Linked DNA regions of Homo sapiens: regions 2 and 3 are each linked to region 1. A link is a contact called in ENCODE Hi-C or POLR2A ChIA-PET data. All regions are on one chromosome and are shown on one strand. The core of a region is the stretch at or near the end of the contact, and the rest is flanking DNA. Distances in the headings are between cores, read along the strand shown.

Region 1 (4,155 bases), core at 701-3,200:
CTAGAGAGCTCTATGCATTTGGGCTCCAGTCCAATCTCTAACACTGTGCCAATGTCACCAAAAAAATTTGAGTAAGTCATTTCATATCTGGATCTCTAAGAAATTACTTAACCGAAAGGAAATGTATCATCTAGTTACTCATTCAAAAAATGCAACGGAAACATATTTTGCTAAATACCTAAAACAAACACAATTAATATAGACATGATTGCCTATTTTTTGTCAGGTTTTAAATCTACCTTTAGCTTCTGAAAACTAAATTAGCTTCTAAAAACTGAACTCTCAAAACATCAGCATTGTAGTGGAAAATCCTAATGAAACGCTGGCCAGTCTGGGATCCAGCCCACTTCTAAGGACAAAATAAAGGCCAAATACTTGAGTGTCAATTTATGTAAACACTGACAATGGCGACCATAACTGGCTTTACTGCAAAAATACATGCATAATATTCTGTAATCAGTAACTTAATGGTTATCATTTAAATTAAAAAAATCCTAAATTCAAGCCACCTGTACTTAAGCAACTTAGTAACTAAGCAATTTAGGAACCACTCTTCCTACATAAACATTTATACTTAAGAACACTAGCCAAGAAAACAAACTGGTAAAGATATGGTCACATTACCTTGATCAGTGTTCAAATCATGCATTTTCAATTGATGATCTAGTCCTCCACTCCAGGCATGCGTTGGATCCTATAAAATAGTTTTGAACCGTTTAAAAACTAGAACTTTTGAAAGGGTTTCAACATTCTTATTTCTACAAGCAAGTGTTCAGTTTATGCTCGGGATATGCACTGGGCTCAACTATTCATGGTAAACAAACCAAAAAACAGCATAAAAAAGCAAGTGGTCACTAAACTCCTGTGTCTGGAAATTAAAGGAGGGCTGCTTTATCCTAGCCAACACGCTAGCTGAGGGTAAACATACATTTCCCCTAAACGGTTCCTTTCAATACGGCAGCCAAAACAGTATTGTTGCAAATATAATGATCGTATTTTCAGAAAGTTTAGAGTTACTCCACAAGCGTGTAACAGAAAAGGGGAGACGGAGTTTCCAATGTCTGCATGTCTCCAACCCAAAACGGTACAGGTTCAAGGCAGATGCTCCTGAAAAGCTAAAGAACTGTCCAAATAACCCCACCGACAGACGCCTCTACCCAACACTGGAAAAGAAACGCTCCTCACGTGGAGAATCGTTAACACAGTAAGAGGGCAGGAGCAGGGCGGGAGGGCACCTACGTAGAAGGCGCAGTCCAGGACGGCGCCGGTGTGCTGGTACTTGAGCCGCATGGAGTTGGCCGGCACATCGTAGAGACGCACGGACGTGTCCCAGGAGGAGACAAGCAGGAACTGGGAGGTGTTGGGGCTGAACTTCACGGAGGAGATGCCATCCTCGGGTGGCTGGTTCAGCTTGAACTCGTTAGAACCGGTCATCTGCAGAACAGGCGCCCAGAGTCCCCAGGGGTCCCGCGGGCTGGGGCTGCGCACTGACAGCCTGGCACTGGGGGTCCCCCCAGAGGGAGGGGCCGAGAGGACGACCGCGAGGAGACTCTGCGCTTGCGCCTGCGCCGAGCACTCGCCCGCCAAGGTCCGGACTCGCCCCATCATCCGGCCCCCGCCGCGCCCAAACCGGCCCAGCCCGCACCGCCGTCCCCCTAAACCCAGCCCGGCCCACAGCGATGCCCGGACCCCAGACTGTTCCCTTTCCCCTCTCCCGGGGTCCCGTCGCCCCGGGCACTCCTAAAAATAAAGGGAAAACAACAGAAACGAAACGGGATCCCCTGCGAATCGAACGGCCCTGCCAGTTGCGGACCCGGGAAGTCCCTGGAGAGCCCGCTCCCGCACACCGTCGCCTCGCCTCCCTACCTTGGGCTCCCCTCAGAAGCAACGTTTCCACTACTCGCCACTCGCTGCGGCCGCCGCCGCCTCCTTGCTTCCCTCAGAACACTCGCAGGCTAGGCGAAGGAGGCGGAGAGGAAGCTCCAGTGTAGACCTGCCATTGGCTGATTTCAAACGCCAACGTCTCAGTCTAGGGGGCCGATTGGTCCGCTCAGCTGCCCAGCATCGGTCAACCCAGTCATCCTGTTCCGGCTCAAAGGGAAACCGCTGCTTTTCCGATCACGTGGGCTCATTTTACCACCGCGCTGGGGCATCAGCGTTCGAGCTGGACGCGTGGAAACTACACCTCCCAAGGAGCATCGCGCCAAGGCTCTGTTCATGCCCTCTCCCGCCTGCGTATGGCATTCTGGGAAATGTAGTTTTCTAGGGGCTGACGCTCTGCCCGCCCTCTTCATAGAAAGCGGGAAAGATCTTTACAGCTCTGTCCATGGCGCCCTCCCCTTGAAGTTAGTCTCTGAAACACAAGAATCCCATTTTGGGCAATACTTATATAGTCCTAAAGTTGTCTCCCTATCCCTGGGCGTGCACACGCCCGTGAAGCTAACCAAAAGTTGATGTAGAGGAGGAAATATTTGCTCTATCAACTGCATTATTTTGCCTTGATTTTTTTTTTCTCATTTCTTGGGAATTTCCACCTATAAACCAGGGTCTCCCATTTCCCATTGTCTCAAGTTCTGCTGAAGAAACCCATTCATATTTATATTATGCTTTATCTCTCCACCCCATCTTTCCACAAACATTTATTGAGCCTCCACTGGCGCCAGGCCTGGTGAGAGGCTCTGGAAAGATGCATGTAATCAGACCAGCCTTTGCCCTTCAGGAACCCCCCTTCAGAAGGGTGAACAGCCTGGGAGACAGTACTCTGCAATGTGTTAAAGCTCCCACCACTTCTTTTAGAGCTCTTTTTTGAAGGGTCCTGAAACGACAGCTACAAGCCTCTCCCCTTCCACTCTGTCCTGCCACTCCCCAAAGTTGCAGGCTCAGTGTGCTCCATTTGCTGTTTTCTAGAATCCTCTAGAAATGAGGATCAAGAAGGTTGCTTGAGTATGAGAAATTATTTTATCTCCATGAAAGAAAAGCAATACTTAATCAGTAGAATGAAGTGACTGAGTTATTCTTGAATGTCAAAGGCTCACTGAAAAATTTCAATTTAATCCATGCTTTAACCGCTTTTTCACTGCCTTTTGTAAAAGAAAAATATATATCGTTTTATTTGATTTTGTGTGAAGTGAGAGAAAATTGTGGGGTTAAAGTGATTAACTTTTAAGGGACATTAATGAGAAAGTGTTGATGATCTTTATGCATTCACACACCCTGAATTGGATGCACCTCTTTCTGTGATTCCTGACACAAGAAACACACATACAACAACAACCTTTCTGCCTACTGCATTGATGACATTACTGCTGAAAGACTCTTGCCCTCCTTCCTTGCCAGTCCTGGTACTTGGTTCTCTATCTCTTCTCTTTCCACAAGTTAATGGCTGAATTCAAAATTTTGAAATGCAGTTCCTTACTTCCATTCTAACTTTAGCTAAATAATTTTACCTCCTGACTTATCTGGTTCCTTCTCCCAGTTGTTTATTTAATTATATTATTGTTCCAAGATTCTGAGCATGAATTACCCACTAATAAAATCTAAGTGTATTTCATTATCCAGTGTGTGTATGATTCAGGTCCCTCTGGGCATGCAGTTGCAGCCCGACTCGATTTGAGTTTTAAGAAACGTCAATCTTTTAAATCCAGTTTAGAGGCTGAAAGGAGGCTGATGATTTTGCTGATTATTCAAATGAATTGATAGTCTTGAGACAGGAAATCTGGCAACAATGGAGTCCTGAACATTTAAATCCAAATGCAAAGTTGTGTGTGTGTGTGTGTGTGTGTGTGTGTGTGTGTGTGTGTGTAAAACCTAGTTACCTGTGAGAGAGGAATTCCTAAGAACTAATTATACTGTTGGATCACGGTTGACAGCTAGTTTCTGGATTAGTAAAAAGAATGAAATATACACATCATGACAAACTGGAAAAGGATCATTCCCTAAAATTTTAAGGGCACAAATCACTGTCATTAAGTGACTGAAATGGCTATAAGAAACCACTTCCTATAAGGGAAACCTACAGAGGATACAGTGACCCAATACTGTTAAAACCATGATCTCTTGTAAAAACTGTAATCTATTGAAATGCAAACAAAAATGATATGGATGGAATATTCCTATAGAAGCAGTTCTTTGGACGCAGTTTGGTTTTTTCGTGGA
Region 2 (4,155 bases), core at 517-3,016, 240 kb before region 1:
GGTATCTGGTTCAGGGGTGGTTTAGGGCAGGGGAAATATTGGTTAGTGTGTGAGTGAGATAGAGAAGGTGAGTGGAGAATGGGCCCTGGACTGGTTGGTTACATGTGAGTGGTGGTGGGCTTGCAGGCAATTTGCTTTCTGGCCAGTAAGGTCCCCAAGATGTCAAAGCATCATAAAATATAGAAAATACCAAACATGATTCATTCCTAGGGGTCCAGAGCGTGCAGGGCCTCACAGGCCACGGGGAAGAGCTGGAATCCCCTCTCAAGGATATAGAAGCCTGTAGATGGGGAGATCTATCTGGGAGTGGCTGAGAAGCTACGGAGGGAGGCTGCCTGTGAGCTGAGTCCAGAGACAAGGGCAGGGACGGGAGGCGCAGGAAGAGGGGGGTAGTGGGAACAAGGACTGTAGGGCGTGACTGTGCATCAGGAAGGGCGAAGGGTCTCGGGGTGTGTGGTCGGGTCAGCAGTGGGAAGTGGAGGCAGGAGCTGGGTTGCAGAGGGCTTGCCTGGAGGGTCGTGGTTGAGATTGAAACCATAGCTCTGAGGCCCAAGAATCAGCTGTCAGAAGTCCCCAGGTTGGAGAGTGGCTGATCAGATCTTTCCACTGCAGGTTATGATTCTTTCTTTTACGTTCTATGGTTGAGCTATACCTTCTCCCTCCGGGACCCTGAGAATTCCTGAGGCCAGAGCCAGTTCTTGTCTCAACTGTGAATCCCCCTTAAACCAGGCCCCATGGCTGTGTGCTTTACACGCGTTAGGTCACATTGTGTCACTTCAGCCCCTGCCAGTGCTCTGGGATAGGCACAGTCTCTGCCTTTATTGAAGGTAACTAAAGCTCAGAAAGTAAATCATGTGCCTAAGGCCACAGAGCTAATATAACACGGAGTCAAGACTCAGACGCACCCAGTGGTGTCCCCGTGAATGTTTAGCCAGTTCTCTGGGAAAAGAGAACTGATTGTTAGTGTTTGCCAATTTCTGTGGTGTAAATACTCCCACCATGGCTGATTCCAAGCTGCCAGCATGAGCTCATGGAAGGCAGAGTTGGGGAGCAACCATTATACAGTATTTCCACCAGAAGGATATTACAGACATAAATAACCTCAAAAGCATAGATCAAGAGTTGGCAAACTTGACCTGGGCTATGGGCCAAATCTAGTGCTACATGTTTATAAATAGTTTTACAGGAGTACAGCCATGCCCATTCTTTGATGCATTGTCTGTGGCTCCTTTTACCTTAAAACAGCAGACCTGAATAGTGTGTCAGAGACAAGAAAGCCTAAAATACTTACTATCTGCACTTTCATAGAAAAACTTTGGAAACCTCTGATACAGATGGTAATACAATGTTATAAAATAATTAGAAAATGATGAGTTTTGAGTATTTATTTTCTGTTTTTGATATAATTTATTTAATTGCAATTTTCTACAATTTCATTTTTAATATATGTTTAAAAACCAGCTGCAAAACACTTACAAATTTAGCAATCCGCTTTTGCAAGCTGGAAATATCCCACTCCGGCACACCACTGAATTACGTCTGCCTCCAAATCATGTGCTCTTTTCTTGACACATTTTCTGAATGAATGAAAGCATGCATGCATGAACAGACAAGTGGTCAGACCGAAAGAGAAGGGCCCTTGGCCTGCATGTTGGGAAATGTTGCAGACTTCAGCAAGAGCACAGATGCCTTCACCAAAGGCCTGATGACTGTAAGAATGAAACTCAGCTGACCTATTTAAAGCAGTTAGAGGAAGAATGGAGACTTAGCAGGTGAGAGAGGGAAACTAGAGAAGGGGCCTTCATAGGGCAATCAGGCCTAATTTTCCACGAGCAGAACCAGGATCAACAGGGCACCACAAAAGGTCTGTGTCCACCTCAGTGCAAGGCCTGTAGGCCCCATTGTCAATAGAAATGAAAGTCTAATTAATAGACACTGTTTTGCCCCATGCTGAATGCACTAAAATCTAACTTGGTTCTTTAAGAAGTGGAGGAGCAGAAGTGGCTTGTGTGAGGACCTTAAATTTTTCTTTAGTAGAAACCTTTATGCCTAACAGGAAATCATTTGAAGTGAAAATCACATAAGCAGAATTATCAGGTCTAAGAGCATGTGACTTGACCCTGTCTTTGGCAAGGGCTGTCTTGGGAATAAAGATGCCTACACTTGAGGTGCTATGCACAAACACAAACACACACATGCACACATTCACACAAATACACACACACACACACACACACACACACACACACACACACACACGCCACGTTAATACTGGGCCTGCCTATTCCCCCCAGTCATGATAGTTCCTGTTGCTTCTCACCCTATTCTATCCCCCTAAAAATACCCCGACACAGTGAAAGACACAGGCCAGAAGTTGAACACACGCTACAGAACCCTGAAAGGGAGATGGGGGCCTTAGAGAAGGCAGAGGACATTTGCAGAATCCTGAGCATGCTGGGAAAGGATGGTCGCACAGCTATTCCCCAAGATTATTCGGTGTGGCTTTTCGGGTACTGGCCCAGCCAAGAGGTTCAACTGAAAGAGAAAGAGAATTTCCAGTTTTGGGTTGTGTGTTTTTTTTGTTTTGTTTTTGTTTTTGTTTTTTTGCCAGGACACTTTCCCCTTGTCCTTGCTTTGCCCTTTCCTGTTGTGGAGGGGGCCACTCTCTGGCTTCAAGATGTGCCTCCTCTCTGTGGACCTGCACTGCACCTTGGATGGGACACCCAAAGCTGCTTGTCCCCAGGCAATTTTGCCTTCAGATGTCCTCAGCCATGACAGCCTGGTGCCCAAGCCCACTCAGGTGCCACCCTGCCATCTCACCAGCTTATCCTGGGGCACTCCCTACAGGGAAAACACACAGACAAAGGGCACCTTAGCTCCCTGGCCCTGGACTGCAGGGGCTGTCATTGGAGCCCTGCACATACGTGAGCCATGGATGCATCTTCACAAAACCACAGTCAGAAGGAGAAGGGGACTAGCCCAAGGTCACTCCATTGAGTTGAAGTAAAACCAGGCCAGGACTCCAGGTCTCCTGTCTGCCAGGCCTCCCAGAAACCAAACAGAACCCAGCTGCCAGGAGGAAATTGTCCTCTCCCTTCCTACTTTCATATTTTTCACTAATGATGGACGTCATCAACACAAACTTTCAAAACAATACAAAGGGCACAGTTATTGTTTCTTATGGAAGGGGTGAGAAGGAAAGAGAAACTTTATACATAATAATTTTTGCTATCAAATGAGAGATGCCGGTGACAAGCAGAGGCCAGAGTGTGGCACATTTAATTTAAGCCGTGGCAGCGAGGGGCAGCCTCCATTACAGCCATAATAAATTACATACAAGTGCCACCGAACAATAACAAAAACTGTGGGCCATCTATTTCAGTTCCATTTACAAGAAATCAATATCAATACTTAATGCAATACTGGTGAAAAATGAGCAGAGATACAGAAAGCATAATAAACCAGGAATGGAAGCCTCTCAGCATTTCACTTTGGAAGAAAAAACTAACTGTCTATATTTTCATGTTAAGGGATATTTCATTGAAACCATGCGCTGGAGGTATGAGGGTTTTCCAGATCTAACTTTAAAATATCCTCTTTATTTAATTAAGAAAGTTATTTAAACAGTCTATTTCTAGCTGGATAAAACTCATATGTATGGAAAGAGGCATTTCATCTTTCCCAATGCATTGGGCATCTTTCACCAAATTTTCTTTCTTGTAATAGCCTCAGTTGGATTATGCACATCCTGTGCCATCTTTATGCTGTCATTAACAGCCTAGCTTTGTGTTTGGGGGAAGTACCTGGTGTCGAAAAGTACCTGGTGTCGAACCAGATAAATGCAGGCAGCCAGCTCAGGTGTCTGACAGGGAAGCCACATAACAGTCCCGTGTTCCACCTGCATATGTGGACAACACATCCAGAAGCCCAACCCAAACGCAGGCGGACCTGGTCACTGCTCCTTCACCTGGACGCCTGCCAGGCAGACACCTGCCATCTCACTGTGGACTGTCCACAGCCATTCAGTTTGACCATCAGAGCCTGATTGTCTCAGCCATGGCCCTGGTTTTCCCCATCAGGATGCCCAGTAGGAGGTCTGTGTGGTCCCAGAGGTGGACAGGAGCCAGAACATCCAGGCCAACCCAGGCAGGACAG
Region 3 (4,155 bases), core at 607-3,106, 160 kb before region 1:
TGTACATGGAATAAGGGGCGGCCTTAGCCATCAACCTTCTTCAGGCTACTGGTCTGCTTATGCTCTGTCAGGCTGCATCGAGACACACATGCACCCTAGGAGGCTCCTGTTTTACCCCATTCATTCATTCCTCAACAAATATTCCCTGGGTGACATCATAGCCATATCTTGTTTTACTTAGAGGAGAGGAAGGGGGATGGATAAAGGGCGGACCTGGGGACAGAGGCCTATCCTGCAGTGGAATAGCCCATTCATCAAAGCCACGGCTGTGTGGCTTACTAAACCTACCCTCCCAGAAGGTCCTTTGGCTATGGTCAGTCAGACTTTTCCCCACCTTAAGAGGCTTTCCAGAATGTTCCTTTAGTCACATTTATGCCTGTGCCTGGGAGCAGTGTAAGTATTCTTAATTTCTCTATCACAGGATATTTCTAATTATGTAAAGCCACCACACAGGGTCTGGCACTTAGTAGATGCTCAATAAATGGTAGCCATTACTATCCCAGAGTGAAGAAAAGATAACCGTTGAATATCTACGGTCTTCTGTGGAAGCACATGCATCCACGCTGGGGGCCAGCAGTGGTGGTGTAAGAGCATATCATGGGCTCAGCCTCCAGCAAGAGCCTCTTGATCCCAAGATGACCAACAATTTTGAATTGGGCATTGGTCAGCCCAACACAATCTTGTTGTCCAGAGAGCCACGGACAGGGGCAGGCTTCCCCCAAGCTTTTCTCTAGAATTCTGGGGCTGTTCTGGGCACTCATGGGGTCTTCAAATATTTAATTCAAATTAATTATTTACTGTACATAATTTTTATCATAATGATATGCCTTCCAAAATTGAACACAATGGAGACACACCCAATGCATTATCTGGTATTGCAACTTGTTTTTGAGCACAGTTTTTCTGATCTGTCACAGACCAAAAAAAGAAACAGGAAAAAAAAATTTTAAAGACCACACATCAGAATAATTTTCTCCCTTATTACTGTTTAATTAATGAATATCCTTACATTTCAAAGTAAGCTACTTTTTAAAATTACCATTTGCAAGCATAATTGGTTCACTGCTATAAAAATAATACTCTTACCTGAATTGGATGCTGAGGCTGTTATAGGCTGCAAGTGTAACTCATAAACCCAAATTCAAAACAGTCTTATGGTTCTCATTGATTGATTTTAAAACATCATTCATTTGAACTTCTAAATTAGATTTAGACTGCCAAAATGCCCTTTTTTATCTGTTACATATGTTAGAATTCCCAATTAAATTGTGTTTGCAAAAGACTCCTAACACAGTTTATAGGCCATTAAGAGAGCCTGGTGCAATCCCCAATGAGGGCCAAAAAGTGAGAACCCTTCCAGATATCCTAGGAGAGCTTGGGCCAGCTGACAGCACTTTAATATCACTGAGCTCCCGCTCGAACCCCAACATTCTCTATGCTTCTGAAAAGGGGGCCACTTTGACTTGGGATTCCAGACTTTACAGTTAAAAGAACAAAAGAACCATGGGAAAAAAGACTGGAAGGAAATATGCTGAAATGCTAACATGCTAACAGTGCTTTTCTCTGGGTGATGGGATTCTGAGTGACTGAATTTTCTTCTTTCTTATTCGGAAGTTTTCCACAATGATCATTATAAATTGGTATTTTGGCCAGACACATTCCCTGCCTACTCACATTATTACTTTTTTATTCAGAAAAGAAAGTAGGATTTTGTATGTTCTGTTATTTAAAAGGAAGACCATATAATATCTTGGCTTCTGTTGTAACCAATCCCTCCCACTGCTGGCCCCACACCCAGAAGAATGAGGAAGCATTAGGCAGCTCCAGAAATGCAAGGCCTCCCACCACCACCCACACCCCACACTCATGCATCCAAACAGAGGCAGTCAGGTTCCAGGCCTTCAGCCTCGCATTACTCAGTGTACCCAAACCGGATGAAAAAGAATGAGAGCAAAGTTTAAAAACAAAGTGAACTCGGCCAGTCAGCTCGTCTTTCCTCTTTCGGTCCCTCTGACTCCGTTCTCAGTCATAGCAGGCTTTCCCCACTTAGGGCTGTAAGCTCAAGCACATAAAAATACAAGGGTCCCAGATAAGCAATGACAAAAAAATTTTAAGTGTAAGTATGTCCCAAATATTGCCTGGGACTGTTCAAAAGTATTTTTTGCTGTTTTTAGTCATTTTAGTATTGGTTGTTTATCTGAAATTAACTCTAAATGGGCATTCTGTATTTTATCTGGCAGCCCTATCCCCAATTCAAACCAACTGACTCACCATTGGAGATGTTTTTGTCCAGTTTGGTTTGATTCGGTTGGTTCTTGTTGCTCATGGCAGGCAAGCCGATTTAAAAAACAACAACCAAAAAACAAAACCCTCAACCAAGGTTTTGTTTGTTGTTGTTGTGTTTTAATTGGCTTGCCCGCCAACTCTCTGACACTGGGCAGGCTTCAGTCTCCTCAAACGAATGAGTAAATGTCACTCCACCCACCTTGCACATGGCGAAGACACCATGAGATGATGAAGGGAAAGAATCTGGGAAGTAGGGCTACAAGCAGGTAAGCCACCCAACAAACTCAAAATGGAGAAAGCAATGAGTTGCTTGCCTTTTCTCCTTCTTTGTGGGAAACACTGGGACACTACAGCTTCCACTTAAAACTCTATGGTATATGTACAAAGACAATGAATTAAATACTTAATATGCAGACAATTCCAATAAATTAAACAACTCCAATAAAATAAAAAGAAAGCTGCCAGCACCTAAGTAGAAAAATGATGAAACAGGCATTCCAGTACAACATGCTTCACCAGAGCACCTCATGGTAGTGTCCTCAACCTCGCCAAGCCTCAGAAGCCCCCACTAAATGTGGAGCATAGTGGCTACTCATGGGGTGAATGTGAGGTCTAAATGAAATAACGCATCCCATAAAACACTCAGTGCTGGCACTGTTCCCTCAGTTAATGATGGCTGTACTTAAGTCAAAAAAATATATATATATACACACATCTCAAAGAAAACACATATGTGTGTATATATATTAAATATGTTTTTCTTATATATTATATATAAATAATATATATTATGTGTGTACAGATACACATATATACATACGTATTTAATGTTATATTTCTCATATATAATATATAATATATAAATAATATATATTTCCTTTGAGATGATTATATATAATACTTATATATGACATATATAAGATAATATTTATATATGACACATATAAGATAATACTTATATAATACTTATATATGACATATATAAGATAATATATATACTTATAAGATAATTTTTATATATGACTTATATAAAAGTAAGCAAAAAACAGGGAAAAATTTCTACTTTATTAGAAATAAAATAAATTGAAATTAAGCTTTACTTATGAAATTGGCAAAGGTTGTTAATAACTTTAATAACGACATTATTTAAAAGATCAAAAATGTTCATAAATATTAGATAAATAGAGAACAGTTAAATAGACAATAAATGAATGATTAAACATATAAAGAATGGTTAGATAAACTACGGAATTTTTTAAAATCAGAGAATGAGTGAATTATGGAATTCTTTATGTTGGACATTCTAGGGAGTCACATTAAGTGATGTGTTATGATGAAAAAGAACATTTGATGATATGAAATATGTTCTTAATATAGTGAATGAAAAATTTCAGAATATGATGTACAGTATTATTATATTTGGATTCATGGATATGGATACAAATAAAACAAAGACAATGAAAGCACATAAATATTAACGGGAGTTATATCTGGGTATGGATGGTTATGGGGAACATTTATTTTCTTCTTTGTACTTCTCTACTTTCCACATTTTCTATAATGACCATATAGTACTTTTGTAATTTTAAAAAAAGTTGGTTAAAAAATTCAATACTAAAAAAAAATTCAATACTGAACTATTGGGAAGTGAACTTAGTTTTAGGAGATCACAGAGTGTTCAGTGTATGTGTATACAACAGTCTCCCCCTCCTCCTCCTCCTCCTTTTTCTTCCTCTTCTTCCTCTTATTTCTCTTCTCTCCCTTTCTCGCTCCCTCTTCTGGCCTCCCCTTCTCCCCCCTCTTCCTCCCTCTCTCCCTTCTTCTCAGGAAAACTACAGTAATGAGCTCCAGCTTCCCCCTAGCACACTG

Evidence for each region. Hi-C counts contacts between places; a loop is a spot of excess contacts on that map. ChIA-PET counts read pairs that join two places held with the same protein, here RNA polymerase II (POLR2A). Pooled maps may share reads with other maps.
Region 2: a loop to region 1 is called in a map of OCI-LY7, with 3 times the contacts of the local background. The contact joins the enhancer-like site here to the promoter of BUB3 in region 1. A Hi-C loop is called at or near these places in 18 of 168 maps with a recorded cell type or tissue (B cell, CD4-positive, alpha-beta T cell, GM11168 and 13 more), 37 of 37 single-sample maps with no recorded cell type and 18 of 50 pooled maps. POLR2A ChIA-PET finds 5 or more read pairs at or near these places in 3 of 52 experiments (GM12878, MCF 10A and activated B cell).
Region 3: a map of dorsolateral prefrontal cortex shows a loop between it and region 1 (2.6-fold over the local background). The contact joins the enhancer-like site here to the promoter of BUB3 in region 1. A Hi-C loop is called at or near these places in 3 of 168 maps with a recorded cell type or tissue (dorsolateral prefrontal cortex and head of caudate nucleus) and 3 of 50 pooled maps. POLR2A ChIA-PET finds 5 or more read pairs at or near these places in 4 of 52 experiments (HEK293, MCF 10A, PC-3 and 1 more).

Annotation. Positions count from the first base shown.
Region 1 is chr10:123,152,197-123,156,351 of GRCh38, reverse strand. It overlaps BUB3 (BUB3 mitotic checkpoint protein), which reads right to left and starts at 1,950. Exons shown (of 8, transcript NM_004725.4): 1 at 1,867-1,950; 2 at 1,240-1,434; 3 at 625-694. The coding sequence starts at 1,434. RefSeq lists enhancers at 1,300-1,369, 2,100-2,259, 2,096-2,265, 1,985-2,279 and a cis regulatory region at 2,180.
Region 2 is chr10:123,395,927-123,400,081 of GRCh38, reverse strand. The region is part of intron 6 of LINC02641 (long intergenic non-protein coding RNA 2641); the gene reads right to left. Among named protein-coding and RNA genes, the nearest start is that of LINC02641, 50 kb to the right of the region's middle. RefSeq lists an enhancer at 1,688-1,997. Within about 2 kb of position 1,766, at least 2 of the 41 ENCODE cell types and tissues checked have a DNase peak (open chromatin) inside an H3K27ac peak, as active enhancers do; they include GM12878 and OCI-LY7, where a contact is called at or near this core.
Region 3 is chr10:123,307,666-123,311,820 of GRCh38, reverse strand. No RefSeq gene overlaps it. Among named protein-coding and RNA genes, the nearest start is that of LINC02641, 38 kb to the left of the region's middle. Within about 2 kb of position 1,856, at least 2 of the 41 ENCODE cell types and tissues checked have a DNase peak (open chromatin) inside an H3K27ac peak, as active enhancers do; they include PC-3, where a contact is called at or near this core.